Regions from separate parts of the Homo sapiens genome. Here region 2 is linked to region 1. A link is an interaction called in ENCODE POLR2A ChIA-PET data of the cell type or tissue named here. Cell type or tissue: IMR-90. All regions are shown on one strand. Links, peaks and the distances in the headings refer to the core of each region. The heading gives the core; the rest is flanking DNA. Region 1 has its middle 15 kb from the start of C1S. Region 2 has its middle 7.7 kb from the start of LRRC23.

Region 1 (5,408 bases), core at 108-5,107:
AATATTGGAATCCTGCATTCTGAAAGGTATCTGGTACCAAAGTTTCAGGTAAATTATGGAATATCCAAATGATGAAATGCAATGTAACCATTCAATCCTTACTACAGACAGCATGGTAAGTGAAAACAAGTAAAATGCAGAATGTATAAAATATTATGTATAAAACGCTACCGTTTCCATTTGTAGCCAGGTGGTGGCACATGCCTGTAGTACCAGCTACTTGGGAGACTGAGGTGGGAGGATGGCTTGAGCCTGGGAGGTCGAAGCTGCAATGAACTATGATCACACCACTGTACTCCAGCCTGAGCGACACAGCAAGGCTCTGTCTCAAAAATAAATGAAATAAAATAATAAAATGCTACTATTTGTATACATAACAGGAGTAGGCATATATCACTTACATGTGTATAAAAGATCACTAGAAAGATATACAAGAAATATTGGTGGTCTCTGGGGGGACATAGGAGTGGAAGGAAAAGTTATCACTGTATGCTGTTTTGATCTTTCAAAGTTTTAACCATGTAGGTGTTTTACCTATTCAAAAAATAGATGGTGCTCTTTAAATAAAAAAAAAAATTAGGCTGGAAGCAGTGGCTCATGCCTATAATCCTAGCACTTTAGGAGGTCGAGGCTGGAGAATCATCTGAGCCCAGGAGTTCGAGACCAACCTGGTCAGAACCAACTGGTGACATCAGATGTTTAAAAAAAAAAAAAAACAAAAACCGTGAAAGAAGACTAACCCGGGCAACATAGTGAGATTCCATCATTATAAAAAATTAAAAATTAGCTGGACATGATGATGTGTGCCTGTGGTCCCAGCTACTCAGGAGGCTGAAACAGGAGGCACACTTGAGCGCAGGAATTCGAGGCTGTAGTGAGCAATGTTCTCACCACTGCACTCCAGCCTGGGCAACAGAGCAAGACTCTGTATTTAAAAAAATATAGAAAATAAGAATTTAAAAATTGTAAAGGAGTAGCCTCATTGAAAAAGTTGACATGTATCAAAGATCGGAGGAAGTTAGACATTCAGAGACCTAGGGAAAGAATATTCCAGGAAGAAGCCAAGGGCCCTGAAGTGAGCAGCTGCCTGATCCATCAGAGAATGCGCAGGCAGCCACGCCATGTTCTGGGCAGAGTGCTCCGTGTGCACACATTGAAAGGCTCATGCTGGCTGCTGAATTGAAGACATACTACAGCTGAAAAAGGGCATAAAAAGGACCAATTCGGTGGCAATTACAGTAATGCAGGCAAGAAGTGATGGTAGCTCAGAGCAGGGGTGCAGTGGAAGTGGTGAGAAGTGGTCAGATTATGGATAAAACTTAAAGAAGAACCAAAGGGTTTCCTGACGGAGTAGACACTGGAAGGGGAGGGGTGAGAAAATGGTGTCAGCTTGATGGGGATGAGTACGAGACGAGCAGGTCTGATAGGTTCTGTCTGGAACATGTTGATTTTCAGATGGCTACTAGTTTAGGGCCAAGAAGAAGGAGATTTACCGACCTCCTGAACCAAACAACAACAAAGAAGACTAAAATACATGAAACAACGGTTTTTGAGACACTGGACATTGGACAAAAAAAGACAACGATGCCTGAGAGACTGGGCCCATTTTACTGCCTTGAGAGAGTTTCCAAGCTGAGTTGCTAGAAGGAGAAATCCAGGTAGGACTCAGTCAGCTCCCTGACTTGAGGAGACACAGGCCCAGATCCAGGAAACCAAGGCCCCTGGAGGTCACAGAACTGAGGATCAGGGAGGAGAAAGGTACACAGAGAGATGGCCAGAAGTCTGCAGAGGATCCCACAAGTATTTAACTGAGTACTGCTCAGCACTCACATGTGAGAAAACTACCTGGGGATGGGGAGAATCCCAATAACATCAGCAGAGGGAACGCCACCCGGCAATCACCAGGCCTGGGAACAGTGCCTGATGCCACCAGCCAGCCTGGAAACCGTCATGCCCCACAGGGCATTGGGAAGAGAATGCAGGAGGCTCTCGCCTCTGTTGTAGGGCCCAGGCTGACCAGGACCATGACCACCAAGGTAGGAGGAAAACCTGGGGAGCTCAGTGCTCAGAAGCCAAGGAAAGAAAGTGCATCGAGGTGGAGATAAAGACTGAGCATCCATCCTTGGATGGAGCAATGTCAGAGTCATTGGTGACCCAGAAAAGCACAGTATGGTGGAATGATAGGGGGAAAAGCCAGAGCCAAGTTGGAGAGAGAGCGGGAGAGTAGGAACTGGAAACAGGGTATAATCAATTATTTTAAGGAATTTGCTGCAAACGGAAGCAAATAAATAGGGAAAGCTGTTGGAGGAATTGTGGTCAAGAGAAGTCTGTCTTAAGTTTAGAGGAATTACAACATGTTAACATACAGATAGGAATTACACAATAGGGAGGGAAATGGTGATGGGGTGGGTGGAGATGGAATCGAGTTGGAAGCATGGATAAGTCACCAACGGATAAGTTAACACACATGCCAGCTGAGTGTAAGGGAACAGATGCCAGTATTCCAGTAGATGTGGTGGTGGTAGAAGCTCTCTGCTAGGTTTCATGTGTCTTGGTGAGGTAGAAAATAAGGTCATCAGCTGAGAATGAGGATGGAGAATTTCAGGGGTGTGAGAAGAGAGAAGAAATGAAATAGTCATCTGGGACAGTGGGATTGAGAATGGATTAGGGAATTTTGATTGCCTGGGAGCATGAAGGGTTCATTTGAGATTCATGGCCAACAGTTAAAAGGGAGACAGTTGTTCTTTTGTGAGACATTCTCACCTTTTTTGAGACAGTTGTGTGAGCTTGTGTGTTTTCCCCTAGCCACTAGCAGCCGTACCATTCAGGCACACAGGAAGCAGGGTTTTATTACGTCAAGTGAGCATATTGAAACCAAAGAAGAGCCAGATGTGGTGGCTCATCCCTACAATCCCATCACTTTGGGAGACCATGGAGAGAAGATTGCTTGAGGCCAAGAGTTCAAGACCAGCCTGGGCAACATAGCGAGACCCTGTCTCTACAAAAAAATTAAAAATTAGCCAGGTGTGGTAGTGCATGACTGTAGTCTCAGTGTCTCAGGAGGCTGAGGTGGGAGGACTCCTTAAACCCAGGAGTTTGGGGCTACAGTAAGCTGTCATTATGCCACTGTACTCCAGCGTGGGCAACAGAGTGCGACCCCGTCTAAAAGAAAGAGAGAGAGAGAGAGAGGAAGGAACAGAAGGAGGGAGGGAAGAAGGGAAGGGAAGGAAGGAAGGAAGGAAAATAACAGGCATGCAGGAAAAAAAAATCATATTTTCAGAGGATAGATGATGACAGTGAGGACAACACAGGACACCAAAACGGAGGCAAGCCACCAAGGACCGGGAAAAGAGACCTGAAAGGCTTAGGGCCACTTAAGGCAAACTCGAGACAACTTCGTAAATTGCTGGAAAAAAATTCTACATAAATTGTATCACAATTATGTGGCAGAGCAGGTAAAGTTCATCTAGGTCCAACCTAGGTGTTCAGTGTTTTCCAAAACCTCTCCTCGGGGGTCTCTGTCAAGCCTTTTGGGGTCAGCCCTGCCCCACACAACCGGCCTCTGCTTGGCCCTATGAGAAGGCCAAATTCTCCCTTTTAGGTCTTCTTCAGTCCTACTCAGATCTGACACACTCACCTGCAGTGGCCCCAGGATTCTTCTCTGCTGTCCTGACTTCTCCCCCAACTAGGTGCTCAGGTGCTTTTTTTGCTTTCATCCCTGCTTCCGTGCATTTTTATTCTGTGAATTTTTATTTCTGTGATTTTTTTTTTTTTGAGACAGAGGCTCGCTCTGTCACGCAGGCTGGAGTGCGGTGGCGTGATCTAGGCTCACTGCAACCTCTGCCTCCCAGGTTCAAATGATTCTTCTGCCTCAGCTTGCTGAATAGCTGGGACTACAGGTGCCCGCCATGACGCCCGGCTAATTTTGTATTTTTAGTAGAGACGGGGTTTCACCGTGTTAGCCAAGATGATCTCAATCTCCCGACCTCATGATCCGCCCGCCTCGGCCTCCCAAAGTGCTGGGATTATAGGCATGAGCCATAGCGCCCGGCCCTATTTCTGTGGATTTTTATTCTAGCCATCCTCTTTTATTTTTTCTGTTAAAAACCTTAAGTTCTTCTTGCTTTCTGTCTAAGAGAGATCAAGAAACATTTTCATTTTATCCATGAATAGGCAGATGCCCAGAAAAACCTGAGCATATTATGCCAAAAATATTTCACACTCAGTCCTTAAGCAATGAAGACAAAAGAAATGATTTGTTTCCACATTAAACCTAAAGGGAGATAGATACACAATGCAAACAGCCCATTTGGAGATGAGGCAGAACACAATGGTTACAATCAGAATGAGCTCCTTCCTGGCAGCTGCAGGTCTTCTGTGTTCTTTGTAGTCCCTTATAGAGGAAGAGAGATTTTTTTTAAAACAGATGCTTCCATTCAGGAAACTAGGTCCATCAGAGACTTTCCCTGTAGGTTTTGCTCTGGGGGGGGGGGGTTCCCCCGTTGTGGTTCCTGTTACCACAACTTCATCTCCCTCAATATGTCCAGTCTCTGCTTTTCTCTGGTTCAAGGGTGGACATACCCAAAATCAATTTCCTCTTAGGACAAATGAGAGAAGCTGGATCTTTCCAATGTGTCTTTTTATGATTGTAAGAGAAAATAAAAAAGGATGTGAGTACAAAACGTAGCAAGAGGGAAATCTTGGTAGTGATGGAATTGTTTCGTATCTTGACTGCAGAGGTGCTCACATGAGTCTCCAATGTAGTAAAATAACACAAAACTGCCCTTGCACATTGTACCAACATGAGTTTCCTGGTTTAGATATTGTACTGTAGTTACCTAAGATGTAGCCATTAGGGGAAATAGCGCCTCTCTGTACTAACTTTGCAACTTCTTGTGAATATGTCAAAAGAAAAAGGGTTTTGTTAAATCATTATTTTAAAAACCATGGCAGAGTTTGTGGATCTGATCAAGATTAAATAAAGCTGTGTTGTGTCCGTGTGTGTGTGTGTGTGTGTGTGTGTGTGTGTGTGTGTGTGTGTGAGACGGAATCTCACTCTGCTGCCCAGGCTGGAATGCAGTGGTGCCATCTCGGCTCACTGCAATACCAGGTTCAAGCGATTCTCCTGCCTCAGCCTCCCGAGTAGCTGGGATTACAAGCACCTGCCACCACACCTGGCTAATTTTTGTATTTTTAGTAGAGACAAGGTTTCACTGTGTTGGTCAGGCTGCTCTCAAACTCCTGACCTCATGTGATCCATCCTCCCTGGCCTCCCAAAGTGCTGGGATTACAGGTGTGAGTCACCACGCCTCACATCATATTTTCAATTTTTAAAATAATAACCAATATGCAGGAAAAAAGTCACATTTCCACTGAATATGTTTCTGATTCTAGCAGTCACTGTAAAG
Region 2 (5,348 bases), core at 292-5,291, 180 kb after region 1:
AAAATTGTCCATATTACAAATAACGCTGTTTAAATCCCCATAGATATATCTTTGCTCTTCTGCATGAGTACTCTGTAGCAGTATTCCTCAAATGTTAACGTGTATAGAAATTGCTTGAGGATCTCATTGAAATGTAGACCTCTCAAGTGATGCTGATGCTCTTGATTCATGGACTACGCATTGAGTAATATGACTATGTGGGAAACTTTTTTTTTTCTTTCCCAGGCTGGAGTGCAGTGGTGCAATCATCATGGCTCACTGCAGCCCCAACATCCTAAGCTCAGGTGATTCTCCTAACTCAGCCTCCCAGGTAGCTGGGACTACAGGCGCATGTCACCATGCCTAGCTAATTTTTTGCAATTTTTGTAGACACGGGTATTTCTCTATATTGCCCAGGCTAGTCTTGAACTCCTGGACTGAAGCCATCTGCCCGCCTCAGCTTCCCAAAGTGCTGGGATTACAGACAGGCAGGAGCCACCGTGCCCGGCGTACATTCTTAGAAGGTAGAATTTCTGGGTCAAATGGTACGTACTTTGCCAATCTTAATATGTCAAAAAATAGCTTTTGAGGGCTGGGTACAGTGGCTCACGCCTGTAATCCCAGCACTTTGTAAGGCTGAGGCGGGCTGATCATCTGAGTTTAGGAGTTTGAGACCAGCCTGGCCAAAATGGTGAAGCCCCTTCTCTACTAAAATACAAAAATTGGCCAGGCACAGTGACTCACACAGTAATCCCAGCACTTGGGGAGGCTGAGGCGGGCAGATCACGAGGTCAGGAGTTCGAGACCAGCCTGGCCAACATGGCAAAACCCCATATCTACCCCCCCCCCCAAAAAAAAAAAATAGCCGGGTGTGGTGGTGGCACATGCCTGTAATTCCAGCTACTGGGAGGCTGAGGCAGGATAATCGCTTGAACCCAGGAGGCAGAGATTGCAGTAAGCTGAGATCACGCCACTGCACTCCAGCCTGGGTGACAGAGTAAGACTCTGTCTCAATAAATAAATAAATAAATAAATAAATACAAATAAATTAGCTGGCATGGTGGCACACACCTGTAATCCCAGCTACTTGGGTGGCTAATGTACAAGAATCTCTTGAACCTGAGAGACAGGGGTTGCAGTGAGCCAAGATTACGTCACTGCACTCCAGCCTGGATGACAGAGCAAGACCCTGTCTCGAAAAAAACAAACAAAAATAACATTATTCTAACTCTTCTAAAGATTGTTATTTTACAGTATTTTTTTTTTTTTTTTTTGAGACAGAGTTTCTCTCTTGTCACCCAGGCTGGAGTGCAATGGCACAATCTCAGCTCACTGCAACCTCCGCCTCCTGGGTTCAAATGATTCTCCTGCCTCAGCCTCCCGAGTAGTTGGGATTAGAGGTGTGTGACGCCACACCTGGTTGATTTTTGTATTTTTAGTAGAGATGGAGTTTCACCATGTTGGCCAGGCTGGTCTCGAACTCCTGACCTCAGGTGATCCACCCGCCTCAGCCTCCCAAAGTGCTGGGATTACAGGCATGAGCCACCGTGCCTGGCCAGTATTTTTTCTTTTTCTTTTTGAGACAGAGTCTCGCTCTGTCACCAGGCTGGAGTGCAGTGGAGTGATCTCGGCTCACCACAACCTCCGACTCCCTGGTTCAAGTGATTCTCCTGCCTCCGCCTCCTGAGTAGCTGGGATTACAGGCACGCACCACCACACCCAGCTAATTTTTCTATTTTTAGTAGAGATGGGATTTCACCATGTTGGCCAGGATGGTCTCAATCTCCTGACCTCATGATCCGCCCGCCTCAGCCTCCCAAAGTGCTGGGATTACAGGCGTGAGCCACCACTCCCGGCCCTGGCCAGTATATTCTTAAATATTACTGTTGAGCCATATATATGACAATGGTGGACTTTGATGAATATCTGCACATCTGTAGTAAAATGTGAAGCTATCTTCATTCTGTTGGTATGGTAAACTTTTAAAATATCTTACTTTTTAAAAAGAGTTGGTTTGTGTGTTTTCTATGCTTACAAATTTTTCCATAGTACTGTAGATCATTTTAGTGATTAAATTTGACCCTTTTGACAGAAAAACAGGTCAATGAGTTCCTTGGGATCAAGAAGGGGTTGACTTCTTGATCTTGATCTTGAGGGAACTGTTAGAGTGATTCTACGATTGTTCTATGTCTTGATTATGATAGGACTATGCATTTGTCAGAGCTTATACTTAACAGGGTGATTTTTTTTTTTTTTTTTGAGATGGAGTCTTGCTCTGTCACCCAGGCTGGAGTGAAATGGCAAGATCTCGGCTCACTGCAACCTCTGCTTCCTGGGTTCAAGCGATTCTAGTGCCTTAGCCTCCCGAGTAGCTGGAATTACAAGCACGTGCCACCCTCCCACTTCAGCCTCCTAAGTAGCTGGGACTGCAGGTGCGCCCCACCATGCCCAGCTAATTTTTAACTTTTTTTTTGTAAAGATGGAGTCTCACTATGTTGCAGAGACTGGTCTGGAACTCCTGGGCTCAAGCGATTCTCCTGCCTTGGCCTCCCAAAGTGCTGGGGTTACAGGCATGAGCCACCATGCCCAGCCAGCCAAGTGCAACTGTTAACTGATTATAGCTGTATAACAAATCATCTCAAAACGTAGCAGCTTAAAACAGCAAAATGTATTATCTCAGTTTCTCAGGAATCCAAGAGTGGCCCAGGTGGGTTCCAGTCAAACGGCTGGCTGGAGCTGCCGTTATCTGAAGGCTTGGCTGGGGCTGAAGGATTTGCTTCCAAGATGGCTTACTCACATGGTTGTTGGCAAGACAGTTCCTTACCATCTGGACTTCTCCACAGGGCCTGAGTGCCCTCATAACATGGCAGCTGGCTTCCCCCAGAGCAAGTGATCCAAGAGAGAAAGAGACCAAGATGAAAGCCACTCTGCCTTTAACTGAGTCTCCAAAGTCACACACCATCACTTCCACTTTATGCTATTCTTTAGACGCCAGTCACTAAGTCCAGCCCACACTCAAGTGGAGGGGAATAAGGCTCACCTCTTAAAAGGAAGAGTATCACAGAATTCATGGACATATTTTTAAACCACCACACAGACACATTAACTTCTTGTCTCTTATACATTTTGAAAATATTTTCCTACTTTGTCATTTCACTTTGCTTATAGAGTGTCACCTTACAGAAATTTGACATTTGTGTGTAGTCCCAACTGCCAGTCTCTTGCATAAGGCTTCTGAACTGTGGGTCTGGTTCAGAAAAGCCTTTTTCACCCCTAAGGTTATGAAAATATTCTCTTGACTATTTTGATGGTATTTAAATATTTTTCGGTCTTTATTACATCTAGAATAGGTTGGTATATAGTGTGAGGTAGGGGAGCCAAAAGGGGAGCCAATTTTTTTCTACATCATTTATTGATTAATCCCATTCTTCTCTACTGACTTGAAATGCCATCTTTATCATATATATGGGTTTTATTCCTGGACCCTATTATCTTCCATTGATCTCTATGTCTACTGCTGCTCCAATGTCATACTGTCATAACTATTGATTTTAGTATTGATTTTTCTCTATATATCATATATCCTGCCACCTTATTATTTCTTTTTTTTTTTGAGACAGGGTCTTTTTTGTTTTTTAAGACAGAGTCTCACTGTGTCACCCAGGCTGGAGTGCAGTGGTGCAGTCTCGGCTCACTGCAACCTCTGCTCCCGTCAAGCGATTCTCGTGCCTCAGCCTCCTGAGTAGTTGGGATTACAGGCGCACACCACCTTGGCCAGTTTTTTAGTAGTAGTAGTAGTAGTAGTAGTAGTAGTAGTAGTAGTAGTAGTAGATTTGGGGTTTTGCCATGTTGGCCAGGCTAATCTCAAACTCCTGGGCTCAAGCAATCCACCTGCCTCAGCCTCTTAAAATGTTGGGATTACAGGCGTTAGCCACCACCCCTGGCCTGAGACAGGGTCTTGCTTTGTCACTCAAACTGGAGTGCAGTTTGGGAACATGGCTCATTGCAGCCTCAAACTCCTGGGCTCAAGTAATGCCTTGGCCTCCCAAGTAACTAGAATCACCTAGTTACCGGGCATGCCACCATGCCTGGATAATTAATTTTTAAAATTGTTTTGTAGAGATAGGGTCTCACTATGTTCCTTGGGCTACTCCCCAATTCCTGGGCTCAAGAGATCCTCCTGCCTCAGCCTTCCAAAATGCTGGGATTACAGGCATGAACCACCATGCCCGGCCTTCTTTTTTTTTTTTTTTTTTTTTTGAGACGAAGTCTCGCTTTTGTCCCCCAGGCTGGAGTGCAATGGCGCGATCTCGGCTCACTGCAACCTCCGCCTCCCAGCGGAGAATCAAGCGATTCTCCTGCCTCAGCCTCCCGAGTAGCTGGGATTACAGGTGCTCCCACCATACCCAGCTAATTTTTGTATTTTTAGTAGAAACGGGGTTTCACCATGTTGGCCAGGCTGGTCTCGAACTCCTGACCTCAGGTGATTCGCCCGCCTCAGCCTTCCAAAGTGCTGGGATTATAGCCGTGAGCCACTGCGCCCGACCCAGGCCTTCTTTTCCTTTAGAAACAGGGTCTTGGTCTGTCACTCAAGCTGGAGTGCAGTGGTGTGATCACAGCTCACTGCAGCCTCAACAACCCAAGCTCAACCAATCCTCCTACCTCAGCCTCCCAAGCAGCTGGGACTACAAGCACACACCACCATGCCTGGGTAATTTGTGTGTGTGTGTGTCTGTGTGTGTTTTGTAGAGACGAGGTTTTGCCATGTTGCCCAGGCTGGTCTTGAGTTCCTGGGCTCAAGATATCTGTCTGCTTCAGCCTCCTGAAGTGCTGGGACTACAGGCATGAGCCACCGCACCCAGCCCACCTTATTGTTTCTAATAATAGAATAGACTATTGGATAGAAAGAAGTAGAAAAACTCAATAAATTCTAAAATGTTACTTTAAATTCTTAAAATAGATAGCAAATGCATATATATGGTATATATCTAGCATATGATTCAGTGAAGGTAGAAGAATCTTGAAAGTTTAGGAAGCTGAAGATGATAAGTGTATGGAGTAAGGAGGTAGGGATGGAGAGGAAGACTCAACAAGACTCAGCAACTGAATGGACATAGGACATGGAGAAGATGAATATATCCAACTAGTTAGTGGTAATGGAACACTGTATTACTCTGTTTTCATACCCTATAAAGAACTGCCCAAGACTGGGTAATTTATAAAGAAAAGAGGTTTAATTGAGTCACAGTTCTGCATGGCTGGGGAGGCCTCAGGAACTTTGCAATCATGGCAAAAGGAGAAGCAGCCATGTCTTACATGGTAGCAGGCGAGAGAGTGTGAAGGAGGAACTGTCAAACACGTAGAAAACC

Evidence for each region. ChIA-PET counts read pairs that join two places held together with the same protein. Peaks named below come from ENCODE experiments on the same cell type or tissue, not always from the same donor. Only the 100,000 strongest peaks of a DNase experiment are listed, where the experiment ranks them.
Region 2: POLR2A ChIA-PET joins it to region 1 with 5 read pairs; 4 of 35 experiments call an interaction of 5 or more read pairs at or near these places.

What each region holds. Positions count from the first base shown.
Region 1 is chr12:7,073,153-7,078,560 of GRCh38, reverse strand. No RefSeq gene overlaps it. Among named protein-coding and RNA genes, the nearest start is that of C1S, 15 kb to the right of the region's middle. In IMR-90, for the core only: no CTCF peak of the experiment used is centred there; a DNase peak (open chromatin) is centred at 2,390; H3K27ac peaks cover 867 bases.
Region 2 is chr12:6,894,478-6,899,825 of GRCh38, reverse strand. No RefSeq gene overlaps it. Among named protein-coding and RNA genes, the nearest start is that of LRRC23, 7.7 kb to the left of the region's middle. In IMR-90, for the core only: no CTCF peak of the experiment used is centred there; no DNase peak of the experiment used is centred there.